4 separate regions of the Homo sapiens genome follow, and all the other regions are linked to region 1. Evidence: chromatin contacts called from ENCODE Hi-C or POLR2A ChIA-PET data. All regions are on one chromosome and are shown on one strand. The core of a region is the stretch at or near the end of the contact, and the rest is flanking DNA. Distances in the headings are between cores, read along the strand shown. Region 1 overlaps FGGY (FGGY carbohydrate kinase domain containing). Region 2 overlaps JUN-DT (JUN divergent transcript). Region 3 holds the start of LINC02777 (long intergenic non-protein coding RNA 2777). Region 4 overlaps LINC01358 (long intergenic non-protein coding RNA 1358).

What was found. Hi-C counts contacts between places; a loop is a spot of excess contacts on that map. ChIA-PET counts read pairs that join two places held with the same protein, here RNA polymerase II (POLR2A). Pooled maps may share reads with other maps.
Region 2: a map of CD14-positive monocyte shows a loop between it and region 1 (2.6-fold over the local background). The contact joins two enhancer-like sites. A Hi-C loop is called at or near these places in 1 of 168 maps with a recorded cell type or tissue (CD14-positive monocyte) and 1 of 50 pooled maps. POLR2A ChIA-PET finds 5 or more read pairs at or near these places in 1 of 52 experiments (MCF 10A).
Region 3: a map of left ventricle myocardium inferior shows a loop between it and region 1 (3-fold over the local background). The contact joins the promoter of LINC02777 here to the enhancer-like site in region 1. A Hi-C loop is called at or near these places in 2 of 168 maps with a recorded cell type or tissue (dorsolateral prefrontal cortex and left ventricle myocardium inferior) and 3 of 50 pooled maps. POLR2A ChIA-PET finds 5 or more read pairs at or near these places in 2 of 52 experiments (MCF 10A and activated B cell).
Region 4: POLR2A ChIA-PET joins it to region 1 with 10 read pairs in BJ. The contact joins two enhancer-like sites. A Hi-C loop is called at or near these places in 2 of 50 pooled maps. POLR2A ChIA-PET finds 5 or more read pairs at or near these places in 2 of 52 experiments (BJ and Panc1).

The regions. Positions count from the first base shown.
Region 1 is chr1:59,668,380-59,671,688 of GRCh38, reverse strand. The region is part of intron 13 of FGGY (FGGY carbohydrate kinase domain containing); the gene reads right to left. Among named protein-coding and RNA genes, the nearest start is that of MIR4711, 63 kb to the left of the region's middle. RefSeq lists an enhancer at 1,837-2,391. Within about 2 kb of position 1,833, at least 13 of the 41 ENCODE cell types and tissues checked have a DNase peak (open chromatin) inside an H3K27ac peak, as active enhancers do; they include dorsolateral prefrontal cortex and left ventricle myocardium inferior, where a contact is called at or near this core.
Region 2 is chr1:58,881,848-58,885,156 of GRCh38, reverse strand. The region is part of intron 1 of JUN-DT (JUN divergent transcript); the gene reads right to left. It overlaps LINC02777 (long intergenic non-protein coding RNA 2777), which reads left to right. Exons shown (of 5, transcript NR_183656.1): 5 at 1,423-2,279. Among named protein-coding and RNA genes, the nearest start is that of LINC02777, 21 kb to the left of the region's middle. RefSeq lists enhancers at 1,766-2,060, 963-2,162. Within about 2 kb of position 1,721, at least 27 of the 41 ENCODE cell types and tissues checked have a DNase peak (open chromatin) inside an H3K27ac peak, as active enhancers do.
Region 3 is chr1:58,902,396-58,905,704 of GRCh38, reverse strand. It overlaps LINC02777 (long intergenic non-protein coding RNA 2777), which reads left to right and starts at 1,567. Exons shown (of 5, transcript NR_183656.1): 1 at 1,567-2,137. RefSeq lists silencers at 1,474-1,723, 1,784-2,173.
Region 4 is chr1:59,040,361-59,043,669 of GRCh38, reverse strand. The region is part of intron 2 of LINC01358 (long intergenic non-protein coding RNA 1358); the gene reads right to left. Among named protein-coding and RNA genes, the nearest start is that of LINC01358, 22 kb to the right of the region's middle. Within about 2 kb of position 1,774, at least 2 of the 41 ENCODE cell types and tissues checked have a DNase peak (open chromatin) inside an H3K27ac peak, as active enhancers do.

The DNA.
Region 1 (3,309 bases), core at 584-3,083:
GCTTGGCTTAGAGAAAGCACTAAATTAGCATTAGTTGTTATTCTTAAAGTTTACCTTACTTCTGAAGTCTCTCCTCACACCTGTTACCCAGGGTGAAATCAATCCACTGCTTCCATTTGCCTCTAAGACCAATCCCACCTCTTCCCTTCCTCCCTCCACCTACTCTGAGCCTGGGAGACTGGCCAGTGGGGATCACAGCTGTGGGCCCCTGCCCTCTGGTTTCATCCTTGGCTAAGCTTCTGCTGGGCTGCCCTCTTCACACATCCCACCAGGCTCAGATTGCCTGCTCCCTACCCTCACCCTTGTGAGCCCAGGGGTGGAAACACTGTTAGTATCCCAAGGTACTTCTTGGTTGTCTGGGCTTCCAGCACCCTGCCCACAGCTCTGTACACTGACTATTCAACTTCCCTCCGGTTAACCTAACTGGAGTGTGTATCTGTTCCCTGCCTGGACCTGACTGACACCGACACATTTTGTCCTCTGGGTCCCCACTCTACTCACTCTGGATATTGGTCATAAGACCAAGGGCACTTTTTCTGTGTTTTATAAAGAACCTCTTGGCTGGACATTACTGTTCTTCTTAGCATCCCTGTGCCAACCTCAGGGCTTGGCACACTGGTGTGCACAGAGAATGCTTTTGAGTGAATAAATGAAAGAACAAATAATTAAAATAATGAGTAAGACCAGAAGAGGGAAACCCCTACTGAAACTACCAGTACTAAAAAATAAAACTTAGAAGAAGGAACATTTAGTCCCAAGTCAGTGGGGGAAACTTAACAATTACTTAGTACATACCAAGTATTTCTTGAAACCACAGTTAACCAAATGACCAGGGTACAAGGAGGTTCTTCCTCCTCATGTAGACAGCATTTCCCAAGCTGGCAAGGCCCCGCTCTCCCTGCTTGTACAGAGCAGGCTGTTCTCAACATGGCAAAGATTCACTTTCAAAATAATAAGCTGCTTTTTTTTTTCCCTCAAATGCCCCTCTTTCTTTTTGGCATGGGGCTTCCTAGATGGAATAAGAGAATTGACATTTACTGATCACCTACTTGGACTAGGCACAGAGTTTGATGCTCACAAACTCGCAAGCATTTATTCCTCAGCAGTGATCTACATGAGGGAGATGATAATGTTTTTTGGTTTGTTTGTTTCAGAAGAGGGAACTGAGGCTCAGAGAGGTAAAGTAACTTGCCCAAAGTCACAGAGCTGATCTGCTTTTTCCACTGTTCCACACTATCTCCAAAAAAATCTCCCAAATTCGAATGTGTTTTTCACATGCATTTCTGAGAATCATGTTCCAGGTCTACAGTCCTCCCTAACTGTCTTTGTAGGAAAACTAGAGCAATACAATGTTTAAAGGCACCAATGACACTACCTCTATACTGGCTGCTTGTGTACGTGCCTTTTACAGGGACAAATGCAAATGTGTTCTTTTCTCTGAGTCCTGGGTGAAGGAGAGGAAGAGGGCAGCTTTGGCTGGAATGTGAACTATTTTATCTGATGCATTAATGAGTTTAGCAGAACCCAAAGCATTCAAAGGCAGATGCACTTTGCCATCACTTGTCAGTCACAGGCTTCCAAAGGCAGAGGAATTCCAGGCTAAATAAAAGGTCTCTTTGTCTGGAACTGTAACTGGTCCATAGTTAGAGACAAAAGGTCCAGTTTCAATCGGAATCCAAATAACGATTAACAGCCTTTTCATTCAACAGCCTAGAGGAGAACAGTTTCCAAAGCAGAACTTTCTGTGAAGCCGCTGCACTCCCCGCCGTGCTTCTGAGTCAGCCCAGGGATGTAGGGCCTGGAAGATGACCCATTTTCACAAAGTCCAGGGCTGCAGCGCGGAGTCAGTGCCGGGGTCACTCACAGCTAGCTGTTCTGCTCTGGGAGGCCCTGTTTCCCATTTTCTAGAGTACTGTGTTCTCCAAAGCTGACTTTCATCTTTCCTCTTGCATCCAGATAGGAAGTTTTTTGGCTATCAGAAGGCTGGAAATTGGGGCCGGGTGCGGTGGCTCATGCCTGTAATCCCAGAACTTTGGGAGGCCAAGGCGGGTGGATCACTTGAGGTCAGGAGTTCAAGACCAGCCTGGCCAACATGGTGAAACCCTGTCTCTACCAAAAAATACAAAAAAAAAAAAAAAAAAAAAAAAAGAAGTCTAGAAATTGGAATGTCACAGATCAAATTTTAAGCTTGAATGTTATCTGAACTAGCCAGCTGATTTTTAGATAAAATGTTATGGTTTTTCTCCTGAGGACAATTATAAGGCAATCTGGGCTCTTTTTATGTCTTTCCTCCTTCTGCTTTGAACGGCCCACTTCTATAGGGTTTTGGACATCTCAGGAAAGTGGCGTCATCATCAACTGGTTACAAACTTGGCAGAAAAGTCAAGAAACCTGGGTCAGCAGTACAGTACAAAGGGACGGTGGGCCCCGACACACCACAGTTACAATATTGGTCCTGCCCCATACTGGCTGTTTGACTTTAGATAGCCAATTTAATTCACCTACCCACCCATCAACTTGCTTGTCTGTAAGATGGGGGCACCGATTTCTACCTTTGGTGGTATGGGAGGATTAAGTGTCTACAGCGTGATTCACACTGACACATAGTAGGTGCTTGGTTAATGGTAATACTTTCTATACTTCACATCCCAATAGTTCTGCCCTTAGACTGTATGCTTTTTTTTTTTTTTTTTTTTTGAGATGGAGTTTTGCTCTTGTTGCCCAGGCTGGAGTGCAATGGCGCAATCTCGGCTCACTGCAACCTCCGCCTCCCAGGTTCAAGCAATTCTCCTGCCTCAGCCTCCCCAGTAGCTGGGATTACAGGCATGCGCCACCACGCCTGGCTAATTTTTTTTTTTTTGTATTTTTAGTAGAGATGGGGTTTCTCCATATTGGTCAGGCTGGTCTCGAACTCCTGACCTCAGGTGATCCGCCCACCTCGGCCTCCCAAAGTGTGGGGATCACAGGCGTGAGCCACCGTGCCCGGCTGACTGTATGCTTTTCTTACTGTCCTCAGACTTGTGTCTCAGTCTGCTTATCTCTAAGCTGGGAATAAGTGACTTACTTAGTTTCATCTCATGATGTGCAAAGATCAGTTACGTCCATCGTGTTAGACAAGGCTCTCATCTGCAGGAATCTGTGTGGCTTAGAGGGGGATGGAGGATATAATGGGGCAGGGACTTTGACCTGGCCAGAAGTCAGAGGTAAGAAAGTAGGGGATGAGGGACAGCAAAGGATAATGATAAATGGAGGTAGGGTCAAGTGGGCTCTTATCAGGCTGGAGTTGGGACTATGGGATGGGTACAACCC
Region 2 (3,309 bases), core at 472-2,971, 790 kb after region 1:
CTGAGCATATTCCAAGTGCTCAATAGCACATGTGGCTAGTGGCTACTGTATTGTACAACACAGATACAGCATTATCACAGAAAATCCTATCATGCAATGCTGGTAGGGGCTCTGGGCTCTTGACATTAGTTCTTGATCTCACTCACTACAGCTACTGAAAACAGAAGACTGGTCCAAGTGAGGTCTCCAGCTCTAAGGGCTCGGATTCACGGCAGAGATCCACGGTTCCTGGCTCCTCTCTCTAGCCCTTAGTCCTCTCTATTACTGCAAGGATTTGGCTTCAAGGTTGGAGCCTGGCTCACTGCCTTTCTTATGCTTCCTAAGCAGAACCCCAGGGTGAGAGGATGTGTGTGTGAGGGGAAGAGGCTGGCCAATGCCTCCTGTAAAGGTAGGTGTCCAGAGTCTGAAAGCCTTGGGTTCAATTCCTGGCTCACTCACTCAGATGTTAATGGCTCCAGGTAAGTCACTGAACCTCTCGGAGCCTCAGTTCTCACATCTGGGCTTGCTCTAGTAAGGGGTAAAGAGGTAATGGAGGGAGAAACACTTTGGAATCTGTAAAGTACACTGTTCAGAATGAGAAACTTCTACAAGTAGATTGACTCTCCTTGCTCTGCCCCTTTCTTCACTAAAAGAGTATTTAGATAGAGGCAGATAGCTGCCTTAGAATATAAGCAAAAAGATGTTTTATTTAGAGACATTTTCCAGACATCTGGAGATGAGAAGAACTTGGTATCCCAGAGACACCCTGGAAGAGTCCCCTAAAGGAGAATGGGAAAAGGAAAACATTCTCTGAACACCTATTATATTTTAGATACTGTGACAGTCCCTTTCATATATAAAGAGTGGCAATGATGATGATGCTGGCTAACAAGAAAGTTGAGTGCCCACTGTGTGACAGGTACCCTTTTGATTGCTTTACATATATTATCCCCATTTTACAGATGAGGAAGCTGAGGCACTGCAAAGTAAAAACAAATTTCCAAGGTCACCCTAAGCTAAGGTTTAAATTGCAGCAGCCAGAGTCGCAGGGCCATGTGCACAGCCGTCTCTCCACACTGCGTTCAGTCTGCACATTGTTAGTCTCATGTAACACCACCTGCCACTTTCAGATAAGGAACTGAGCCTCAGGAAGATTACGTTACTTGCTTAGGGTCACATAGAGGGGAGAGAGGAGGTTCATTGAGTGTTTTGCTTTTTTTCTTCTTTCTTCAAAAATATTTCCTTCTTTGGCTATCTTTTTGACTAGAACAAAGGCATTGTTGATTCAGTTCGCGTCTGAATCTTGCTTCCTATTATTTCCTCACTTGAGTCCTAGGTTCCCCTTAGGATCAGACAGAAGAAGTCTACTGCCTTGTTCATAGGGAAATCTCTGAAATACCCAAAGCCTATCCTCCCAACATGTTTGCTTCTTTTCTTCTTCAGGAAAAGAAATACAAGTCCTTCCGCCTTGGCAAAGATGATAGTACCGTTCCCTTCAGTGTTCCGGTTCTGCTCTATTGGATAAGTTCCGGTTTGACTATGACTACGTGAAAATGTGGAACCAGACCTTCACCCCACATTCCAGCTCCAGCTCTACCACAGAGGAAGTGCAATATCACCTTAGTTATTCAACACATTATGCTCCTCGTGATACAACCAGAGTTCACATCAGCAATCTTGGCAGCTCTCACCACGCTGCTGACTCACGACTCTCTCATGTCCCAATTTCCTGTCCATTGTTCTTTCCTCTACTTGGCCTGATTTCTAAAGGCCTCTCTTGGTTGCATTAAGCGGGATTCCTGAGGGATTCCCTTGGCAGTTACCTTGGGGGAGCTCTTAGGTTTGGGGCTGATCCATGTCCTCTAAATGTAGGACTTCAAAGCTCCCAAAGATAGGCAGGCCCAGTGGGAAGCTGGGAAATGCTCTCTGACCCCTCTGGGAGGGCTGGCAGTCAGAGGGCCTTTTGGAAAGAGTCAGACCTGATCCATAAGTCCCTGGAAAACACCCTGCCCAGGGAGCAAATGCCACTGTGGCCTTGACTGAGGCTTCAGAAGAGTTTGGGAGCTGCAATTCATCCACACACGCATTCATTTTCAAGTAGTGGTTTGCAGTTCAGGCTTTGGAGCCACATAAGCCTGGCTTCAAAGCCACTTTCCAGCTTTGTAGGAAGTCTCTACATTTTTAAACCTCCATTTTTTTTTCCTGTAAAACTGGGGTCTTCATGGTACTTAACTTCATCGTGATGTTGAGAGAATGAAAAGAAAAAGGATAAATAAATGGCTTAGCCTCGTGCCTTGGCACATATTGTGATTGTTTCTTCACGTCTTTGTTCTCCTGGTGAAGCATTTATTCAGCAAGTGTTCACCAAGAGGCTGCCGGGGCAGCTGGGCGCTGTGGCGGAAAGAACACAGATGCTAATAAAAGCCTGAGCACAGGATCAGGCTCTGTGGGTAAAGATGCTCCAGTGGACCAGCTGAACACTTTACAGGAGACTCGTTCTGGCTCTGCATTTGGACGGCTGAGCTCCCACCCACTTCATCCCCCACCCGCAGCACACACACCAGCTTCTGGGCCATTTCTGAGTTGGGAGCTTCTCAGATTACGCTCAGTGTGACCTTGGGCAAATCCCATCACTCATCTCAGCCTCTGGCATATTTCCTATAAAACAGAGATAATAATACCCACCATACCAAGTTTTTGTAGTAGATTAACCAACAGCAAATGTGAAGTGCCCAGCGAAGCCCAGCATGTGGTTGATGCTCCACAACTTCTAGCTCCATTCCCCCCACCACACCTTCCATAACCGTGTGCCAAGCTTGGGCTAGATGCTGGTGGTCAACAGATTAAAAGAAGCTAGACCTGCCTGCAGGGAATTTAAACTTTAATGGGGGAAATAAACATTTGAACTTCTATCCCAGAGAAAGAGCGCTAAGGGCTGTGATGAAATTATGTCTGAAGGGTTATGGAACACCAGGAAGGGCAAATCGCTTTGCCAGTTTGGCCCTCAGTTTCCTTGTGTGTCAAATGAATGAAATTGGTTACTACCCCATGTGAGATGACTTAAGTGAGTTAGTGAGTGTGCAACTACATGTCGGAAAGTTTAGTTCTGTGCTAGTGCTTCTATTTACTTATCTGTTTCCCCATTAGAACTTCATCCCCTTGAAGGGGATGTCTTCTAAGCCTATGTCTTATTCATTCCTCTGTCCCCAGCACACTGGCATAGAACTGGTGCCCAGTCAACATCTGTTGAGTAAACAGATAAAATGACTTATTATCTAATTTTATCCCCCAAGACCCCAGAGAGATACACCATCCTATAGATGGAGGAAA
Region 3 (3,309 bases), core at 318-2,817, 770 kb after region 1:
CCGCTAACTGGGAACATTACACAAGCAAAGTCCTAGAGGCACAGAATTAATACACTGAATATTACCCTTTGAAGTCATCTAGCAGCGGGAGCCAAACTTATCATTTTGCAGAAGGGGAAACAGATTCAGACAGAGGGAGGAACAGGCCCAATCCAAACATAAAGTTAAAGGCAGAGCCAGGATGAGAACCTAGGTCTCTGATACCTACTCCTGCTCTTAACTCTGCAACATGCTTTCTATCTCACTATCTTAGTAAGCAACATTCAAGACCTTCACGATTCCGTCTTCATTCAGTGAACATCTGATTACTTAGAGGTTCAAATTGCTTTCTATATCTTAACTCATTCAATCCTTATAGCAACCCCACAAGGCTGATCTTATTGTCAATCTCCATGTTGTAGATAAGGACAGTGAGGCTGAAAGGGGTTAAGTCACTTGGTTAAGGCTCACAACCAGTAGGTAGTAAAGCCAAGATCTGAAACTGGACAGTTGGGCTCCTAAGCCTGTGCCCTTAACCACAACACCATATTGACCCTTCAAGAGTGAAAAAGTATGTGGCGTCTGCCTTAGACAGGCATACTCCCCAGGTGGGAGACACAACCTGCAATAAGTGTGTGCAACCTCATACTATGGGCACCAAGAGAAGAAAGGAAGGAAGGATTAATTTTACAGGGGGAGGAGGGAGAGAATCAGGAAAGCTGCCTGGAGGAGGTGAGCTTTATCCAGTTTCCAGAGCTGACTCACTTTCCTCCAGGTTTCTCTGCAGATGGACGAGTCTTTGCTGAGGCAGGCAGGTAGAAAGGGACTGGAGCTTAAGGGATGCAGTCAAGGAAGTCAGTGAGAGAGGGAGGGCAGGACATTAGGCTTGAAGTGTGTGAGGTGGGCAAGTTAATGAACCTCCAAGAGCCTCAACTTTCTCATCTGCAGAATGGGGATGATAACACCCACCTTCTGAAGCTGTTTGAATATTAAATGAGATAACGTGTATATACTTCCCGACCCAGTATTATTCCTCTTTATTTACCTTTCATAAAACTATTTCACTCACTAAAAATAAATTTAATTGAGCATATTTTTGACACAGTAGCATTAATAATCTTGAGTGTCATTATCAGTCATTCATAATAACAATATAATGAATAATAATGTTAATTGCCATTGACAGCACTAAGTGCTTAAAATGTATGATCCGTATTTATCCAATCTAATCCTCAGAATGTATCTTAAAGATAGGTAAGGCGTCATTATCCCCATTTTACAGATGAGGATAATGAGGCTGAGAGAGATGGAGAAAGATATACAAAGGTCACCCAGCGAGGAAGCGGCAGGATGGGTATTCAGACCCAGGTCTGTTGGTCCCAGAAAAATGTCCCCCCACACAGAGGATGTCCCGTGTTTGCAGTTCATGTTGGTCTTGGCCACGTCCCTCCGCTCTTTCTCAGAAGGAAAACAAACATTCTAAGAGGTCTGCTAGGCCGAGGGAACGCGAACGCCAAAGAGAGGGAGGGAAGGGGCTGGCCGAGGCCGGAGGATGGGCCCAGACTGGGAGGGTGGAGCCGGCTCCTCGCCCCGAGCCCGACAGCCGCATAAAGCCTGCTGCTTTCACTGGCCCGGTGGGGGCCAGCAGGGTCAGGGCCCGCGGAAACCCTCAGCCTGGCGGGCCGGGAGGCCGCGGTGCTGCACTGGCTCGGCGCGCTCCCCGAGTGGCGCTCAGGCGGGGCGCGTTCATTTCATCTACAGACTGTCGGGAAGGCTTCCCGAACTCCTCCTCCCTGCCCGCCTTTGCGCAGGGCCGGACTCTTCGGAAACTGAAATCACGGGCCGCCCGGCCCCCACCAGTCCTCGTGGGATCCGGCCCGGGTTAACCTTCTATGGGGAGGCCCAGGAGGGCCGGGCGGAGCGCCGGGGCGGGCGTGCGCTGACGTGGCGAGCGGCTCCCTCCACCCGCTCCTCCCGCGGGCACTGCCGAGGCCCATGGGCGGGAAGCCGGGCGGCGGGCGGGACGTGGCCTCGGTCCCGGCCCTGCCCCGCCCCGCCGCCACTGAGACTCCCAGCGCCACCAACGTCGGAGTTGCAGTTTCTTTAGCTGTCATATGCAGACAAGTACTACCCACCTCGCCTTTGGAGTGAGCAGCATGTATGTACGGTACCTGACACCTAAGAAATGCTCAATGTATGGTCCCTACATGGTGTCACTGTGATTGTTGTCGTTGTGGTTACGCTGGGTTGGGCAGCTCGCCTTGTGAAATAATGAGCTCCCATTGCTGAGACCGTTCAGGCACAAGTTGAATGAGTTCGGGGGACAAAAAGAAATACGTTAGAACAGGAAGTCCCCCAAATTTGGCATCCCTCAATACCGATCTGGTGACTTCAGAATCACCTGGGAAGCTCAAACAGCACCTCAGACCAGGGATCGAAATCCCGGAAGGCAAGCTCGTCTAAAAGTACAGCTTCATGTGTAAACCACTGATCTAGGCCAATAGTCCCTGCACTTTTCATCTTCAAAGACCCTTCTGTGATTCCCTCCTGCCCCACTGACTGCACAGTGTAAAGTATGTTGTTGACCAAACTAGATTTAACTCACAATTAATTTACTCTCTAACTAAATTATTAATCAAAGCCCCAGAGTTCATTAAACAATTATTGAATACCTACTGTGTGCCAGGCACTGTGCTGGACACTGGTGGTCTGGCGGATAGACAAGGACTCTGTCCTCATGGACTTACCAGTCTGGGGAGGGAAAGCAGAAAATGAACAAGAATTCAAATACTGACACTGAAGCCAAGAGAATCCAGCTGAGCTGAAGGCACCCAATATTCCTACAATGAGCAGATATGGGTGTATCAAAAGCAAAAGCAAATAGAAGCCTGGCACGGTGGCTCACATCGGTAATCCCAACACTTTGGGAGGCCGAGGCAGGCAGATCGCTGCCTGCCTTAGAATATATTGTGATAGAGAAGAGTCCATGAGTTCAAGACCAGCCTGACCAACATGGTGAAACCCCATCTCTACTAAAAATACAAAAATTAGCCGAGCGTGGTGGCGCACTCCTGTAATCTCAGCTATTCAGGTGGCTGAGGCACAAGAATCCTTTGGACCCGGGAGCAGAGGTTTCAGTGAGCTAAGATCATGCCACTGCATTCCAGCCTGGGGGACAGAGTAAGATTCTGTCTCAAAAAAAAAAAATGGAACTGTATAATTCCCCTGAGAAAGGTGGGTGTACCCCTCAACACACAAGCACACATGCATATACCACAGCATTATTATTTTCATGGATCCCAAAAGGTCCAGGTCCTAGATGAAGAACAT
Region 4 (3,309 bases), core at 525-3,024, 630 kb after region 1:
AATTACTGAGTCCTAGCAAAAGGCTCTCCACCATTCCTTTGGGTTATTTTATCTGTATCTGCTGTTCTACCCCAAGATCTTATTCTCAACCACCTGTGAAGTTTGGAGCGAGCCATTTGGCCTTTCTGGCTTGAGTTTTCATTTCTAAAACAAGAGAGTTCCTCTAAATGCTCCCAAAATATTTTTCTTCTCTGAGTGGCAGTGGTTCAGCAATGGCTTCTGAGACCTTAAATTCTGCCCCAGCTTTGACATGATTACATGATTCTCAATAGCCCAACTCCTTTTGTATATAGGTACCAGGGAATAATAACAGTAATAATTAATGTCTTTTCTTCCTTCCCCATGGGCCAAGCACTGAACTAAGCACTTTGAAGCTTCAGAACAACTTTACAAGGTAATTGCTACTCTTGCCCCCATTTTACAGACGAGCAAACTAGAAAACACAGAGAGGTTATATTACTTAATGTAAGGCCATCAGCTAACCAGCGTTCATATCCAAGCAACCTGCCTCAGGATTCATGCTCCTTATCCCTAGGAGCTGAGGAGTGAGGGATTAAAAGTGCAGGGAAGGTATGAAAACAGCCAGGTAAGCTCTCTGTGACAAGAGGCTCACTACCCCTCAGTGGCATGTTCTATCATTAACCACTTTTTGCAGGTTGTGCTATGACATGGTACCTCTTACCACCTGCAGGGGGGCACAATTATGAGATGTTTCTAGTGACTTGTGGAAGGAATTGTCAGATTTGGCAAATAAAAGTACAGGACATCTGGTCACATTTGAATTTCAGATCAAGTTTGTGTGTCCCATGCAACATGTGGGACACACTTATTCCAAAAAAGTTTTATCATTTATCTGAAATTCAAATTTAACTGGGTATCCTATATCTTATCTGACAAATCTATTTCCAGTGCAACAGAATAAGGACAAGTGATGGTGATTTCTTTCCCTTTAGAAGACTTGAATGGGTGTGATTACTGCTTTGCTCAACTGGTGCAGAAGGTTGACATGAAAGGCTTGGCTGAATCAGTTTCAAGGGAATGGGGATGACCTCTCTTTGCTCATCTCTACTGGGAAGTCCTTTGAAGCCTCCAAAATCACCACTGAGGGAACCTGGAACAGCCCTCTAAACTGGAGCAGAACTCCCCGGAATGATCTGGAGAAGGCCTTGCTCACTGGCTGGCTGTGTCCTTGGCTTAGTTTCCAATGCCTGGCGCACAACTCAGAAGCTACCTTAAACAATAATCTCCCTCCTTCTCAACTTCACAAAGGATCTCCAGGGTCCTTCTAGGATGTTTGGGTCTCCAAGCACTAATTCCTGCTTCTTTCTGAAACTTAGTAACCTCTTCTGTGATAATCAGAGAAAAAAGAAGAAAAACCCATAGTAGATTTTCAATAGATATAACCCATTCACTCCCCTCAACCAACGCCGCCTTCTCACCATCAGATGTCATAGTAGTCATTCCCTTGGGTTTTCCTGCCGGTGAATATTACAGAGTCCTAGAAGAAGAATAACAAACCTCAAAGGATTGCCTGGTTTTAACAACATATTGTGAATTCCCAAAAAATTTCCCCCAGGAAATCTGTTTTGAAATATACGTGGGGTTACTCCACATCACAGACATCTGTGCTGAAGCTTGCTTTCCTCATGGCTGGCATCCCAGACAGACCCCTTGGCTGGAACAAACCTTCATCTCCTTGTCACAACCTGACCCCAATCCTTCCACCTCCCCCTCTTCCCCACAAAGTCACACCCCCATGCCCTGTGTGGAGTGGTTTCTATCAGCAGAGCATGTTTGAGCTCGCTGGGAAAGTGGCCTCTCACATGATTTTAATCTGCTTTGTCTTCCCTGATTACCAAGATGTCCCAGACCAAACTACATTTAGATGAAATGCATTTGGGTGGGTGTACTCTGCCTGCCTCAGCAGAAATATTGTAGCAGCCACCCAGCACATAGCTGAGACATGCACAAAATGCAGACCAGCATCTGAAAGCAAAGGGAACTTTTTAAGGTGTATTATACTAACATCCATAAATATGCACATTTATAGGCATCCTGATTAGGCCTCAGGCAAAGGCCATAGTATTTTTTTAAAAAGGAAAACTCAGTTAAAAAGGACTGAGAACAGAGCAAAACCAAACTCTTCTTGGGTTTTTTAGCTTTGTGGTGTGGATAGGAACTTCTCCTTCCTCCTTGCCCTTCCTTAAGTACAGTACATTTCACTGTGGGATTGTAAAGGACAGGGTCCCAGCTTTTTTTCTGAATAACTTCTTAATGGAAGCTGCTAAACTGACTTTATCAGCCAGACATGTCCTTGACTTTGTCACCTGGAGCCAGAATATCCTCATCACCATTATCTTCTTCATCCCATGGCTAAGAGTCATTGATCATTTATTTTGTGCCAGAAATTTTGCTACATATTCTGCATGATTTATCCAATTTAATTTCATAGTGATCTTCTATTAGAGGTGTAATTTTTTTTTTTTTGAGATAGAGTCTTGCTCTGTTGCCCAGGCTAGAGTGCAGTAATGGCTCACTGTAGCCTTGAATTCCTGGGCTCAAGCAATCCTCCTGTCTTGGCCTCCCAAAGTGCTCAAATTACAAATGTGAGCCACAGGGGCACCCCAGAGGTATAATTTTTAGTCCTCATTTTAAGAATGAGAAGATTGAGGTTTAACAAGATTAAGTGATATGCCCAGGGTCATATAGCTAATCAAGGGGAAAACTCGTATTCAAATTCCAGACTGTGCAACCCAAGGCTGGCACACTTAACAACAGTGCCTATTGCTCCCCAGGGATTGATAGCAAGGCAATTCTGGTAACTACTGGGCCAGGGAGATTAAAGAGACTCATCCTTTAAGGCTCCCACTCAAAACCTTCCTGTATGAGTAGAGTGGATCCATCCCTCCTGTTTTTACTTCTCTGGTCTAGGAAGTTATTTCTAAGAGTTTGAGCTGTTTTGAGGAGACAAGAGGACATAGTGGGGCGGGGAAAAACCCAAAAACTTTGATGTGAGACAGAGCTAGATTTATAGCATGGCCCAGAATCATATGAGTTATATGAAGTCAGAAAACTAAATCTTAGTTTCCTTACCTCTAAAACAGGCATAATTATATTTGCCTCATAGGATTAATATGATTATTAACTAGAAAAACATAGCCTCCTGCTATACTTCGAATGTTGGCGTGCCCTCCACCCCAAAAATTCATAGGTTGAAACTTAACTCCTAAGGTGATAGTATTAAGATGCAGGGCCTTTGGGAGGTGATAGGGTCATGACGACTCTGCTCTCATCAATGGGATTAATGGC